Linked DNA regions of Homo sapiens: region 2 is linked to region 1. The links are chromatin loops, found by intact Hi-C in ENCODE. Cell type or tissue: B cell. All regions are shown on one strand. Links, peaks and the distances in the headings refer to the core of each region. The heading gives the core; the rest is flanking DNA.

Region 1 (8,334 bases), core at 52-8,051:
ATTGGGTCTCGTGAGGAAACTAACGAAGTGTCAATAAAAGATTAGCTATCTTAGGGTAGTGGTGGTGAAAATGAGGATTTTTGTGGGTTGATGCTGAAATAAGGATTGTGAAACACCAAAGTTTCTTACCAGGAAAAGTTGTGCAGAGGTTTCAGGGAAGTCACCTCTCTGGCTTCACAATCACATGGAGGCAGGATGGCAGTGGGAGGCAGGGGAGAACCTTTCTGATGTCAGGACACTTTATCCAAGATCATCTCTCCTTTTGGGCACATAGGACATAAAATCGAGGCTGGAACCCCTGGAAACTGTCAGGGTTCCTGACAGTTTGGAGGAGACTGCTGAAGGAACAGGGGCTAGTGTGCCAAGCTGCGGAGTGACCTCTGACTACACACAGGGCGAGAACACCTTAGCTGCATTCCTGTTCAGCTCATTTGAATTTCTGCGTGGCTAGTCAGTAAAGGTCACACCTTCTTGTGTCATTTTTTTCCCTTTGGAGGAACCACTAGGGTGTAGAAGAAGTATCAGAAATCAGGATTGCAAGCCCTTGAGTAAGATACTAGATTTTTGTGAGCTTTGTTTTTCTCATCTGTAAACTAGAGAATATTATACCTTTCTCAAGCAGTAGTGGAATGGATTACAGGAGATAGGGTATAGGCAAATACCTAGCATTGTACCTGACATTTAAAAGGTGCTCACGGGAAAGTATTTTTTTTTTTTTTAGACAGAGTCTTGCTCTGTTGCCCAGGCTGTAGTGCACTGGTGCGATCTTGGCTCACTGCAACCTCCACCTCCTGGATTCAAGCAATTCTCATGCCTCGGCCTCCCGAGTAGCTGGGATTCCAAGCGTGCTCCACCATGCCCGGCTAATTTTTGTATTTTTAGTAGAGATGAGGTTTTGCCATTTTGGCCAGGCTGGTCTCGAACTCCTGACCTCAGGTGATCCACTTGCCTTGGCCTCCTAAAGTCCTGGGATTACAGGTGTGAGCCACCACATCAGGCCATGGGAAAGTAATTTTTAATTTGTATCCTCTGGTCAGTGGACATTTAACGAGTATTTCCTGAGTGCCTAACTCTGTGCTTAGTGTTGTAGGAAGATACGAAGATTAAAACAAAAACGTGAAATAAACTAAAAAAGGTGGGAAGCCTGGCCTCAAGGAGCGTTCAGTCAGGTGGGAAAATACAAATACACACAACCAGTTGTAATCCTGACTCATGGGAGCCTTTACTTTGCTGGCCACAAGTGCCTTCGGGGGCCAAGTTCCACCCGGAAAGTCAGGCTGCCTCAGGGCGCCGTGGGCCTCATCTTCTCTTTCAGGAAACGGTGGACATGCTCAAGAGTCACATTAAAGAGGAACTGATGCACGGGGAGGAGGCTGATGCTGTGTACGAGTCCATGGCCCACCTTTCCACAGACCTGCTTATGAAATGCTCGCTCAACCCCGGCTGTGACGAGGATCTCTATGAGTCCATGGCTGCCTTTGTCCCAGCTGCCACTGAAGACCTCTGTAAGTAGCACAACCCAGTTCTGCTTCCACCTTTCTGCTGAGAAACAGCTTTTTTCATTCCGGATGAAGATGGCGCGGGGCAGTCCCTATGTACCCTCACTTCACCCCAGAGAGATGAAGGTCCTGTTTTACACAAAGCTAGGGCTGGAGTCATGTGCTGTGACAAGCAGAATTCTTCTCCAAACTTCCTCTGTTATGACTGCTGGGAGAGTTTAAGCAAATATCTGGAAGTCAGAATTGATGAACTCATTGCCTCGTGATCTGAGAGGCCAAATCAGTGGCTCTCAGCCCTCAGTCTCCAGGGGTCCTTTTTATAACAAACATTTTCCTACTCTGACATGAGGTTTATGTATTATATAACCTACCTACATATAAAATTCTCAGAAATCAAATATACTGCCCTAATTGAAATAGGAAAGAGAAATTAAAGAAGAGGACATACTCAAACATGCCTGCACCAGAAGTCATGACAAAAGAGTCAGATGCAGACACACTCAGAATCACGGTCAACGGCTTCAAACATTGACTGACACGTTTGCAGTCTTGGTGGCTCAAATGATGGGAATAATGTTGGCATTGGCACCTGGATTTTCCTAGATGGTGAACAACTCTTTATGATTTCCTTTCCATTTTCATAGAAATTGAATTTCTAAAAAATTAAGTGTTTGCAAAAATAAGATGTGTTTATATGTGAAACAGTTTAGGTTCTAGGCTCAGAAAATAATAAGCAGATTTTTTGGGGGGCGAGGGGTAATTTGATTTTATTGCATTAATATATAGTAAGCTTATTTTCAAAATATCATTCTTCAGGATCATGATTTTTCTTATAAACTGTCTAACAAACTTTGCCCACTTTTTATTATCTTGTTTTTTCCAATGCAAAAGTAATGCCTTTTGACAAAAGTGAATGAGCAGTAGAAGTTCCCCTCCAACACCTAAACTCAAAACAAAATAGGAATCTTTAACTGAGTTGAGAGAAGTTCTGTGACTTGTGACTCCCAGCCAATATGGCATTGGTAATAATTAGTAATAAAATGAGGTATATTTGTCTATATTTTTGCTTATATCTGCTGACATTAAATTTAAAAATACAGACATACTTGTACATATACACAGATATGTAGAAATATACACATAGGTATAAATATGTATCATACGTACTTTTTAAAACTTATGTGTATGTCTAGGGAAATATTTGAAAGTCACGAGGGACATGAAACATCTCTTCATTGGGCAGGGCTGTCCCACACATAGCAGGATGTCTAGGGTCCTTCCCCCTTTTCCTAAATGCCATCTCCTTGGTGACCACCCAAAATACCCTCATAGATTTTCCAAACGCCCCCAGGGGGCAGTGCCACCACCCTTGAGAACCGCTGATCTGGGTAACAGTGGATCTGATCTCCACGCACGTACTGGAGTTGAAGCAGGAGACCCACACAGCAGGCCCTCTAAGAGGCTTATTCATGTGTTACCATCATTCGCTACCAAATGCTAAGCATGCGGAGGCACCACCGGAGACTTAGCCCTCCTTCCCTCTGGTTTTCATTAATAGATTCAAGGAAGAGAAGTATCAACCAAGGTATCAGCATTATGGATGGGGGAATTTCTGGAATGGGCTATATTGAGTGTTACAAGCCTTCAGCCTGAAAAGAAGACAGTAGGGCCCTGGGCCCACAGGGAGGCGGGCCTGACTTTCCCATCCATGAACTCATGGAAGAGCAGGCACCAACAGGATGCCTTGGAGAGAAGGCATAGGTTGGTCAGAGGGCCAGAGGCAGTCTCTGATGCCAGCAGGCCTTTGACACTGACCCCAGAACCTGCAAGATGTGGTCCAGAGGTTGTTAGGTGTTTGCCATTCAGATTGGGTGCTCCTTTAGGGGAAAGAGCAATAAAAGCTCCTCTCCGTCACCTAACTGGGAGGCTTAGAAGTGCTGGTGGAAGCTCTTCCAGAATGAGCTGTGCCTTGGCATGGATGTGGGGAGAGAAAGCACCATCGCTACCATCCACACCCTTGATTTCGGACCTGAAGTCCGAAAGCTACCCCACTAAGATGCTTTTCTTACCTGCACTTTACAAATGGGGAAACAGAGGCACAGAGGGGCTGAACATTCCCAAAGTGTCACAGCCAATCAGTGATAGAGCCCAGATTTGAATCCAGATTTCTCTGTCATTAGGACCATATTCTGCAGAAATTGTTATCCAACACCATGCATTTTAGTCGTGGTTCCTTTTGGAAAAACCATCTAGCCTCTATAGCCTTTCTTCCCCTATCTGCAGCTCCAGATATTGGATAACAAAGCAGCCTCTGGCGCCCCCTAGCCTTGCCCATCATCCTATCCATATACCTAATAAGCATGTCTGGAGCATCTAGTACATTTCGGTTACTGATGTCTTCTGGGTGTTGGAGATACAGGCGGGGAAGTGGGTAGGACCCAGTCCTTTCCATTGTGGAATAGGGACTCACTCACAAAAGAACACTTGGAGAACCACCAGTACCCACTTGAATCTGGAGACTGCATCATCCTTTCTGCCCTGTGTCTTTGCTATGAAACTACTGGACAATTAAAGAATGCCCTACTTTATTGGCAGTTTAGTGTTGACAGAGCCTTACACTTGCTGTCCCCCTGGATGTTCTAACACATGCCATGCTCCCACCACAGCACTGGAAACCTGCAGGGAATGCCACAGGTGTCTCTTCCATTATTCCTGGTCTGCTGGGCCCCTCACAGCAGGATCAGTGAGGTTTACCAGGGCTTCCCAAGGCAGCAGTGTGCTCTGGAGCTAGCCTGGTTTGTAGCCAACTGGCAACTTGTGAAGTCACCCGGGCCAGGGGGCTTCTGGATGCCGTGTAGCTGGAAGGAGGCTACCAGCGGGGAGGCAGCCTGTCAAATTTGGCTACTTTTTGCATGGGAAAAGGAAACCCACCACATTTTTCTTTCTTTTCTTTTTCTTTTCTTTTCCTTCCTTTTTTTCTTTCTTTCTACCTTTCTTTCTTTCTTTCTTTCTCTTTTTTTCTTTCTTTCTTTCTGTTTTTTTTTTTTTTTTTTGAGACAACATCTGGCTCTATTGCTCAGGCTGGAGTGCAGTGGCACAATCTCAGCTCCCTGTAACCACTGCCTCCCCAGCTCAAGCCATCCTCCTACCTAAGCCTCCCGAGTTACTGGGACTACAGGTGTGAACCACCATGCCCAGTTAATTTTTTGTATTTTTCATATAGATGGGATTTTGTGATGTTACCCAGGCTGGTCTTGAACTTGTGAGCTCAAGCAATCCGTCTGCTTTGGCCTCCCAAAGTGCCGGGATTACAGGCGTGAGGCACCATGCCCGGCCCACATTTTTCATTTCCCCAGTTATGTGAACTCTGAATTTTCTAACTCTAGACATGGTTTGGTTTGTGTTTCTGTCTCTGTGGCGTCAAGTTTAACCTTGAGAATGATCGCTTACCTCCTGGCTCAGAAGCAGCAGCAACTTGGACCTGGGGAGGAATAATTTATTTTACTAACAGTGGCTCTGTAGGTGACAAGGCAGCTTAATTCATAAAGAAGTAGGATAAAGGACAAACTGCTAAATCTAAAATGCGTATTTGCAGCACCGCCCAGCAGAATAATAACTTGGAACATCTGGCAGCCCTTTAAAAGTCCATGGACTGCCTGTATCCCCGTGATCTCATCTGACCATCCCAGGGTTTAGTGAATAGGATGATCTCCATTTCACAGGAAAGAAAACTAAGGCTCCAAGATTTAGTAACTTACTTAAGTCCCATCAAGGGAGGACTGGATCAGGAATCTGTGTCTTCGAATTCCCAGGAGGCAAATCTGTCTGCTGTCCCACTGGAATGTAGGGCTCTCCTGGCCTGCCCTTCTAGGGTCTGCATTTGTCAGCCCTGAGAGGGACACTTACACAGGAGCTATTTCTAAATGTCTAGATTGCCACGTTTATCAGTGCCCCACCATTGACTGTGGTAACCCTGGAGGCTGAAAATAACCATATTAAGGAAATTAGGCTGTGTTCATTCACTCACTTGCTCACTCACTGATTCGCTCACAGGACAAACAGGCTTTAGGGTGGCAGGCTTTAGGCCACTTTCAGATCACTGCTTTGGAGATCACCTAACTGTTGTTGGGACAAATCTTTCTGACTTGAGTTTGGGAAAGGGGTGGTAATGAGGTTGCTTCTCCAAAGAGAATCCAAGGCAACCACCTGAGTTGGAAGCTTATAGGGGAAGCTCCCAGTGTTAATTGAAATGGGGCTGGAGAGAGGTGTTGGGTTCTGACCCTGAGATTGTACAATTCTGCTCCAATCTCTTCTTCCCCTGAACTTGCTTGCGTGGGTGTATACATGCACACGCACACACACACACACACACACACACACACACACACACACGGCACACTCACAAGTCTTTAGTTTAGATATGCTGCCACCAGGTGGTAACTACGTGTCTTGTTATCAAACCTTCAGCTTTGCTCCCAATTCTCTTAAGAATTTTTTGATCAAGGCCCCACAGATCAGCCGGGCATGGTGGCTCATGCCCGTAATCCCAGCATTTAGGGAGGCTGAGGCGGGAGGATTGCTTGAACCCAGGAGTTCGAGACCAGCCTGGGCAGCATAGCAAGATCTCGTTTCTACAAAAATTTTTTTTTTTAAATTAGCAGGGCGTGGTGGCACATGCCTGTGGTCCCAGCTACTCAGGAGGCTCTGGTGGGAGAATCGCTTGAGCCTGGGCGTTCAAGGCTGCAGTGAGCCATGACTGCACCACTGCATTCCAGCCTGGTAACAAAATGGGACCCTGTCTCAAAAATTAAAAAAAAAAGACCCCACATATTTAAAGCATCAACCTTCACACCTTATTATGTAAGAGATAAAATGTCTTTATTAAGGACAAGCTTATGCAAACATTAAATAAAACTCAAGGCAAATGTCCGTGGGTGTTTTCACTATCTCCTCATCTTTTTCTCACTTAGTTCTTTGTCCCCTGCCCTTACCTTGGAGAATGATATGGTAGTCCTGGTGGTCCCTGGACCTAGGTAATTAATTTTGTGTTGAAAGCTTGCCCAGTGACTGGTCACTTCTCTGAGGCTCTGGGTAGAATGGCCTTGGGGGGGCAGTTCTGGGAGGCCCTTGTCCAGTCTGTTTCCAGGGTAATCTGCTTTGTGGGTTGTAGCTTTGCTTCAATACCCGAGAGCCTCATTTTTCTTCCATAAAGCGAAAGGAGCGAAAAGAGAAAGGCATTATCATCTTGCCGTTAGAAACTGCAGACTCACTAATCAATCCCAGAGGACTGTTCTGCTTCATGTTACCCCTACATTGAACTTTTCTTCTGAACCCCTGATCCCTACCTCATGGTTCTGTAGCTCAAGTGTTTATGTAGTGGAGAGCTGACTTAGCTCTAGCTAACTTGCCAGCTTCCCTTAGCAACCTCCCTGGTAACTGGCATCTTTGTAACAGATCATTTCCAGCAGTGTTTTCTTTACCTGAGCTCTCTGATTACAGCCCCTCTCTGCAAGCTGGGTTCCATCTGAGCTGGGGGCACACTTGGGGACTGTAAAGGACCTCACAGCCCAGCCCTGTAGGTCTGAAACCAACTGAAGGACAATTTGTATGCAAAATGACTACATTACTGGTTTGCTTATGAAACATACTGTCTCTCCTATCTGCATCCTTTTCTCTCAGGAGCCTCCCTCCCTGTGACTGCTGAGGCTCTGTCATCCTCCTGCCATCCCTTTTGGCAAGATTCTGGCGAGTAGAGCCAAGAGATGCTTCAAGGCCCGTGGGCCTGGGTGCACAGCATGAGTTCTTACCTGCAAGGACAGAACCCACTGGGGAGCAGGGAGATGAGCTCAGTGTACCTCTTGACTTCCTGTTGCTTTTTGCTCCTCCATAAATACAAGAACTATGTTGGGGACATAGGGACTTAGTGAAAGCACACTGGATTGAATGTTTTAACATTTAAAGATAAAATCCCCATCGACAGCAGCAACCTTGCTCCCCTCTGAACCTGCACAGCTTGCAGGTCACGCTTACCTTGGGACACTGCACACACATCCCCTTGGGCTCTAGTTATATACGTGCTTCTCTGGTTACCCTCTCCTGGCCTCGATAGGAAGCATGTCTTACAGCTTTGTATCATCCACAGTGCCTATCCCAGTGCTGTACACAATAGGTGTTCAGCGATTTCTTGAATTTGAGCTACCAGAAAATAAGATGTAATTCTCGACTTTGTGGGTGGAATAGTGTGTCAGTATTCCAGTGTAAAGACCTCACCCACCTGATAGGTGGTACTGAGACATCTGTTAGGTGTCCCCGAGTGTGAGACATCTCAGGGTGGCAGTAACTCCATTGGTCACTACAAGCTGCCTTTTCTTTCATGTTCCCTTGCATTTGACTCTTCCTTCTGCCTAAATTGCCTTTCTCTTTTCTCGGCTTGAGAAATGCCCAGATTCCTTCACAAAGCCCAAATGCCTTCATATTCATGTGTTCATTTGTTTTTCCTTTATTAGTTCGTTCATTCATTCATTCAAAAATATTTTTCAAACCTCTCATGTGTTTAAATCACGCTGTGCCAGGTGATGATGAGTCAGTAAACAAGCTGGCATGAAACTTGCCTTTCAAAGCTTACATTCTAGTGAGAGAGCTGAATATTAAACAAAAACACCACATAACTGAATATATAACCACAAACTGTGACAGTGCTGTGGAGGAAAAAGACACTGCTTTGAGAATGCAGGTGGGACTGTGTTCAGGTGGGCTACCGCGTGCGACTCACTGCACAGCACCACAAATGCATCCCATAGACTCACTCCTGCATGGCAGAGGGTCTTTGTGCTTG
Region 2 (8,334 bases), core at 148-8,147, 270 kb before region 1:
AGATAAAGACTTCATTCGGTTTTATAGTGGCTTTCTGATTTTTGGTAGTCCACTGAAGAAGGGAGTTTGAAAGTTCTTCTATACTGTTAACAACTGTCTGCCCATGTCCTGCTTTTAAATACTACAATTGTTTATCGAAAGTATCTTTAATAAAGATGGATACAGTTTGGCTTTGGGAAAACAAAAAACTTTCAATGTATTAAAATAGCAATAAAGGCCAGGCGCGGTGGCTCGCGCCTGTAATCCCAGCACTTTGGGAGGCCGAGGCAGGCGCATCACCTGAGGTCAGGAGTTCGAGACCAGCCTGACCAACATGGTGAAACCCCATCTCTACTAAAAATACCAAATTAGCCAGGTGTGGTGGTGGACACCTGTAATCCCAGCTACTCAGGGGGGCTAAGGCAGGAGAATCGCTTGAATCTGGGAGGTGGAGGTTGCAGTGACCCAAGATGGCGCCACTGTACTCTAGCCTGGGCAACAAGAGCGAGGCTCCGTCTCAAAATAAAATAAAATAGCAATAAAACTAAAATGTTAAAGGGATATAACCAAACAATGCATATTCACGAATTGGAAGAAATTAAGAAACATTCAGCAAAATATGCTGATACAATGAAAAAGATCTAGTTACATGACTCCTGAGCTAGCTGGGCACTGAAAGGTATCTATTATCTGGCTCCAACCATATCACTGGTTACTTCCAAAAATAAATGCCCTGTTCCAACCAGGATGTGCCCTTTCATCTCTGCTCATCCAGACTTATATATTCTTCAAAAACACAGATCAAGTTCTAACTTCTTTTTTTTTTTTTTCCAGACAGTCTGTGTGTGTCGCCCAGGCATGATCTCGGCTCACTGCAACCTCCAGCTCCTAGGTTCAAACGATTCTCGTGCCTCTCAAGTAGCTGGAATTACAGGCATGGGCCACCACAGTCAGCTAAAATTTTTGTATTTTCAGTAGAGATGGGGTTTTGCCATGTTGGCCAGGCTGGTCTCAAACTCCTGGCCCCAAGTGATCTGCCTGCCTGAGGCCTTCCAAAGTGCTGGGATTACAGGTGTGAGCCACTGCACCCAACCTCAAGTTCTAACTTCTTGAAACACTCTCCTAATATGCCAATCAAATACTAAACTTACTTTAGTCTTAAACCTAAGTGCATAAACTAATTTTATATTTTGGTATAACATCCTACTCTCCCATCATCCTTAGTGAATCATCCATGTTATCTGTACTTTACAAACAGCCATCTCTATCCCAGCCATACACAAGAACAGACTGATCACTGAAGCAGTCCGTTTTTAGGAATTAACTACTAAAAGTAATTTCTCATCCTTCCCATCTCTCCCCGACCCTCTCACTACTACTGGATTAGCTCTTCATACTATCAACATATCTGTAATCAAAAAATCTCAGTGGATGGTTTTTCACTGATATATAAAATAACATAGCTACACATGTATTTTAGTAAACATACATGTTTCAAAGCAATGACACTCTAGTACCAAGAGTACATACACCTAGTACCGACACCTTGAATTCTTACACAGTTCTCTGATTAAAAGGAACTAGAGTTTTTTGGAGAAATCCAGGGCCGGGACAGGGAAAGTACATGTTAAGACTGGAACATCTTTTAATGCCAAAAAGTGAAAAAAAAAAAGTGCTTTAAAAAAAAGAAAGATGTCAAAAAGGACACAACAGCCAACTCCAAAGGGCCCTAAATGGCCTAGGATAATTTGAACTGCTAAGTAAACAAGGACTGTAATGAATTATAATCCACAGAATGAAATAAGAATCCATGAATTCGTACTGATATATTAAAACAACAACATAGGGAGAAAAGAGAAGTTCTTCCTTACAGTAGAATTCCAACTCATAAATGTAGAAGAAATTATGGAAATAGAAAATCATTTGGTCAACACCACAGTAATTTTTTTTCAGGCAATGTTCATCAATGGATGCTAAAATTAGTGCATGAAAAACTAGTATAATTAAAAAAAAGAAGATATTTACAAAACCTCAAAGTACCTCCCCCAACAATGTAGCCATTAACTACAAAAAGGAAAAAGAAGGAAAGGAAGGAAGGAAGGAAGGAAGGAAGGAAGGAAGGAAGAAAGGAAGAAAGGAAGATCTTACAGAAAAGAGGCAGACAGCACCTTAACTAAGTGATCAAAGTAAACATCACCACGTGCTTTCTGACATGATGCACGAAGAATGATACAACATCAGTCAGACTGTAATCCTGGACTGGATCTTGGACCAGATAAAGGACACTAGTGGGATAACTGGCAAATTCGCAAAGGTTTGCAGATTATACTATTGTATCATTGTTAATTTCCTGAACTTATAATTGTACTGTGGTTACATAACATGCTAACATTTGGAGAATCTGGTTAAAGAATATACGGGAATTCCTTTTACAATTTTTGCAATTGCTTTATAAGGCTAAAATTAATTTAAAAATTTGAAGCTTAAAGAAAGGTTAAAGAAGGCCGGGTGCAGTGGCTCACACCTGTTATCACACTTTGGGAGGCCGAGGCGGGTGGATTGCCTGAAGTCAGGAGTTTGAGACCATCCTGACCAACATGGTGAAACCCCGCCTCTACTAAAAATACAAAAAAATTAGCTGGGCGTGGTGGCATGTGTCTGTAATAACAGCTACTCGGGAGACTGAGGTAGGGGAACTGCTTGAACCAGGGAGGTGGAGGGTGCAGTGAGCCGAGATCATGCCTCTGTACTGCAGCCTGCGCAACAGTGAGACTCCATCTCACAAAAAAAAAGAAAGAAAGAAAAGAAAAGCCTCATGAATAAGCAGTACACAGAGAATTGTGTATAAATGTAAACACTCAAAACAGCTATTATAATTTTCCAAGTTTATTAAGCTTCCTGACTTCTTAGTCACTCATTTAATAAATATTTTAGAGTGCCTACTTTATGCCCATAAAACAGAAAATGGGAGGAAGGAAAGAAGTAAGCAGGTAACTGAGGCAGTCAGGCAGTCAGTCAGTCAGTCACTCACAGATTCCTAACATAGCTAGAATTGGTCATTTCAAATACACTTTCCCTCTTTCCAACTGAGAAATTTCCAACTGAGGATTCCCTCCCTCTTTCCAACTGAATTCCAAGACCTACTTAATTCTTGCTCTCCACTTTCCATGTTCCTGCTCCTACTGTTATCAAAATGCATCTAAAAACATGGATCAAATCCCAGCTATGTAATTTTGCCCATAACTGAACATCTCTGACCCTTTCCTTTTCTTTATTTATAAAACTAGGATGCCTTTAATCAACTTTATAGGATTGTTTTGAAGATTAAATAGGAGTGGCAGGGCGTGGTGGCTCACGCTGTAATCCCAGCACTCTGGGAGGCTGAGGCGAGTGGATCACTTGAGGTCAGGGGTTCAAGACCAGCCTGGCCAACACGGTAAAACCCTGTCTCTACTAAAAATACAAAACTTAGCTGGGCGTGTTGGTGCACGCCTGTAGTTCCAGCTACTCAGGAGGCTAAGGCATGAGAATCGCTTGAACCCAGGAGGTAGAGGCTGCAGTGAGCCAAGATGACACCACTGCACCCCAGCCTGGGCAACAGAGCAAGACCCTGTCTCAAAAAAAAAAAAAAAAAAAAAAGGGAACATGTAAAAATAACTGGCACATAGTAGATGCTCAGAACATGTTAGTTGCCTTTCCCTTACAATTACATTCTCTAACTTCTGCGCGATCCTGAAGTGCAGTTCAAAAATTTTTACTAATCTCTAGGTGAATCCCTGTTCTACTTCCCAAAGAGGCTACTTCGTATTTTTCACCTACGTGTTTTTAAAGGTAAATATAAATAATGTATTTGCTTTATCCATTCTACAGAGTTAGTATTTACTGAAAATCCAACTAGCTAAAAGTATGCATAGCTGCTGCTTCCCAAATATCAGGTCAATATTTCTAAGTGCTTTTCCAAATACTACCTAGATTATCTCACCATGCCAATCTCAAACTCAAGATCCAGTACCATGCTCTATGCTGCCACCTATTGGCTATTACCATATTCTCCAGATAGTTCTTTCTATTTTAGAATCTTAAGCCAGCCTTAAAATGCAAGCCTCAGTCCAACGGATATAATACATTTCCAAAAAACAAAACAAAAAAAATACTTAATTTCCAGACTCTAGTCCTTCTCGGACAAGATGCTCCAAGTGACTGCAAAGAGTTCCAATATAAACACTTTAAGTCTAACACAACTAAAGAAATACTGTAAATCTGACAATTCACATGATATAGGCTTTCTCTTTTACTATTTTCCATTACAGATGTATGACTGTCTCCGAAAATAATAAATGCCAAAGACAGGATATAGTATCTAACGGAGAAAAATAGCTTTCCCAGAACCAGCTGAGCTGTCAAATGGAAAAATTATTTCTATTTAGAAAACCAACTAAAAACTGTAGAACTACAAACAGTAAAACAGTTGTTTTAAGTGCTTCACCATTTCATGACTTTCTCTATCTGTATTTTCTTCTAAAAATATTCACACAAGCTGGGTATGGTGGCATGTACCTGTAGTCCTAGCTACTTGGAAGGTTGAAGAAGCAGGATCACTTAAGTCCAGCCTGGGCAACACAGTGATACCCTGTCTCTTAAAAAAAATTCATACAATATTTTACCCTCATACAGCAAAGGAAAACTCTCAATCATATTACAAGAATATACTATATACAACTACCAAGCATAGAATGGCTCTCTTCCTCATCCTAACCTGAAAAAAAAATTAGTAACTGTTTCTTCTTTTTATTTTTCAAAAATTCCTATTAAATGGCTTGCTCAATAAAGAGCCACCAGAGACACACACACACACACAGAGTTTAAAATTATGAACTTCAATTTCACTGGAAGTTTAACTCAAAACAATGTTGCTTTCTTTTCTAGTCTCTCTTTTTGGAGCCAGATTAAATTTTAAAACACGTTCTTCCTCAATTCAACAAAAACAGACCATTCCAAATAGAGCAACAACTTTTTCATGTAGAAAACAAGAAAAAGAAGCCATACAAGAAGAACATGAAAAAGCACTTATGTTGGCTACACGTTGGCTTTCAAATTTTAAAGCAACTTGCCAACACAGATAAATAGTGATACAATGGTTATATGCAGGGGTACAAGGAAGCATACAGCATGGTCTGTCTAGTTTTTAGCAGTTGACAATGTAGTAAGGAACAAAAGATTCAAATATGAAAAAGGATGAACAAAATAAGGCAGAATATTAACTGACAAGTAATTGGCACAGATAATATTGACAACAGTGTGAAAGGCTGAAACAGCAATAGAAGCAGAGGAACGATGGGGCTTAAGAGTAAAAACAAAGGAATTTCTAGCTATAGAGAAATAGCTTAGTTGAAAGAAAACTGTATAGAAGACAAGTGGGATATCATTAGAAAGAAAAGTGGTTAAAATGTGGAGGGTACTGAGGCACTGTTAGGCTAATGAATCCAGAAGACAATGAGAAAGTCATCAAAGGCTAAGTATAAGGTAACATTTCTACACCATTTGAGGGGTGAGGGTTGGGAGGAGTTTAACCTTGTAGGAATATTTAAGAGACTGAAGAAGACTAAGAGAGAACTATAGTAATGATTGTGGAAATGAAAAAAAATGAAATTCGTTGTGAGGGAAAAACTGATAAAATCTGGTCAATGATTTAAGTTAAGAGTGTATAGGACAGAAGAAGGCCGGGCGCGGTGGCTCACGCCTGTAATCCTAGCACTTTGGGAGGCCGAGGCGGGCGGATCACAAGGTCAGGAGATCGAGACCATCCTGGCTAACACAGTGAAACCCCGTCTCTACTAAAAATACAAAAAATTAGCCGGGCGAGGTGGCGGGCGCCTGTAGTCCCAGCTACTCGTGAGGCTGAGGCAGGAGAATGGCGTAAACCCGGAGGGGGGAGCCTGCAGTGAGCAGAGATCGCGCCACTGCACTCCAGCCTGGATGACAGAGTGAGACTCCATCTCAAAAAAAAAAGAGTGTATACGGCAGAAGAAAGCATTTTCAAGGCTTTAAAACAGGGAATGGATGTACCATGAAAAAAAAAAGTAGTAAACCACTATTAATAAATGTTTCCAACAAGTGAAATGTTTTCTAACAAAATTCTGTTTATGTTTAAAACAAAGCAATAAAACAACAAATACACAAAGGTTCACCCAGTTTATACAATTAAAAATAATAGCATTCATGCCCAGATATTATGAAGAAGTGTCTTAAAGTAGAAACCATAGTATATCATCATCTACATGAATTAGTAACTGCTTGATCCAGATCTACATTACTGTTCTTTTTGTACTAAAAATAACTCCCATTACTTGAATTACCACACATTTCATTTTTTAAATAAACACAACAGTTTGAGACAATTAATTATTCTGCCTAGTGAACTATATAAATAAAACAATGCATGGGCTGGGCGCGGTGGCTCATGCCTGTAATTCCAGCTCTTTGGGAGGCTGAGGCAGGAGATCACTTGAGGTTAGGAGTTCAAGACCAGCCTGCCCAATATGATAAAACCCTATCTCTACTACAAATACAAAAATTAGCTGGTGTGGTGGCAGGTGCCTGTAATCCCAGCTGCTCGGGACTGAGGCAGGAGAATCGCTTGAACCCAGGAGGCGGCGGCTGCAGTGAGCAGAGATCGTGCCATTTCACTCCAGCCTGGGCATCACAGAGAGACTCCGTCTCAAAATAAAAAAAAAACAAAAAAGCAAAAAAACAAAATAACAACAATAAATGCATGGTAGGATATAGGTTTCTTAATAGGCTAATCAACAGGATGGAAATAACTTAAATTGCAAAACCCAGGATTACTATCAAACTCTTTCATAACTAAGTATGAAACCATACCTTCCTTTTCCTACAAATCCTCCAACAAAGTAACACAATGTTTTAAAAGATGAAAACTTTAAAATACTACACTAAATAAAAGTTTCACAGGCTTCTTAGTTACCTTTACTTTATCTCTTCTCAAGCAACAGAATAAACAGTTTTCATCAAAAGTCCAATCAGAAATGCTTTCAGGTTCACAGTCTGCAAAAATAGTAACAAATTAATAGTCATAAAAGAGAATTTTTAGGAAAATAAATTAGAATTAATTTCAAAAATATTGTTTAACAAAAAACTAAGTAGTTAGGCCATATTTGTCTTAAAAATTTTAACTCTTAAATTCTTAAGTCTTAACTGCTCACTAGTTAATACATTATTCATACATATATTAACAATATCAACTAAACACAAAAAGATGCTTACATGAATATAGCTTTAACCCACATGAAACCGTGAATAAAAAGGAGACTGAGGCTTAAAACACCAACGTATCATGTATGGCACCAGGAAGAATTTGAAATACCAAAAATATTTTGAATACCTTTAAATAAACTGAGATCTTTTAATAATGCAGGTCCAAACAGCCCTTCAAGAATACTTTCAAACCCTGAAAGGATAAAAACAAAATCCATTACCACAATAATATTCATTCTAGTATTGAATAATCTTTGCATAAAAAAAAAAAGATGGTGTTTTCTTCCAGTTCTCAAGGATCCTGGATTACTACTGAAGGGATGCTTAGAAAAAGAGTGTCAATGACAAATCTAAAAGGAGCATTTGCATTTCTGTCAATGATTAACATTCAACACAAATTCTGAGCACATTCAAGAACAAGACCAATGAAGGAATGGAAATTCACAGGTTTTCTCACCATTTTACAAAATCCCAAACACCTCTTTGTACAAACTCTCAGGCTCCATTTTAAAAGGTACTTTTCTCAATGAATGAGTCAAAAACTGCTTCAAAATTTCCACAACTTTCTAAAATAATCTAAATAGCATTTTTCAAAATACCAGTTGAGACAACAGATTTTGAGTTAAGTTTATGAAATATTTACTGAGAAAAACTACATCACACAAACACAAGGTGCAAGACTTTTGTAAAGAAGGTACAAGACTTTTAAAAGACTTTTGTAAGTATTTAACATTGCCACAATAACTATGTACTGGTTCCTTTATAAACGTAAACCCCACTGATTGTACATACAAAAAAAAGAGAAAAAAATCAAATATACTTGTACACAAATGTTTAAATTATTATGTCCTTCTACCAGTGTGAAAAAAGTAGAAAATGAAAAAATCAAAAACTTTTTTTCTGGCTTATTATCTCAAATACTGATGGATCTACTGAATAATTTAAAAATATCTTTGCCATCTTGCAATTTCTTATGGGTCAAGAGAGTAAGGAGGAAAACAAGAGCAGGAATCAGACTGTATCTTTATACAACATACCAGAAATAACAGATTAAAGCAGTGGTTCCCAAAATGTTTGCCA

What was found. Hi-C counts contacts between places; a loop is a spot of excess contacts. Peaks named below come from ENCODE experiments on the same cell type or tissue, not always from the same donor. Only the 100,000 strongest peaks of a DNase experiment are listed, where the experiment ranks them.
Region 2: a loop joins it to region 1, with 9 times the contacts of the local background. A loop is called at or near these places in 2 of 110 quality-filtered maps.

Annotation. Positions count from the first base shown.
Region 1 is chr10:96,638,644-96,646,977 of GRCh38, reverse strand. It overlaps PIK3AP1 (phosphoinositide-3-kinase adaptor protein 1), which reads left to right. Exons shown (of 17, transcript NM_152309.3): 8 at 1,316-1,505. Among named protein-coding and RNA genes, the nearest start is that of TM9SF3, 56 kb to the right of the region's middle. RefSeq lists an enhancer at 1,437-1,506. In B cell, for the core only: CTCF peaks have their summits at 3,843 and 5,970; DNase peaks (open chromatin) are centred at 1,477, 3,817 and 5,877; H3K27ac peaks cover 7,083 bases.
Region 2 is chr10:96,906,378-96,914,711 of GRCh38, reverse strand. It overlaps LCOR (ligand dependent nuclear receptor corepressor), which reads right to left. Exons shown (of 8, transcript NM_001346516.2): 3 at 7,382-7,447; 4 at 6,965-7,044. Among named protein-coding and RNA genes, the nearest start is that of LCOR, 78 kb to the right of the region's middle. In B cell, for the core only: CTCF peaks have their summits at 3,816 and 4,019 (motif pointing left); a DNase peak (open chromatin) is centred at 4,001; H3K27ac peaks cover 1,531 bases.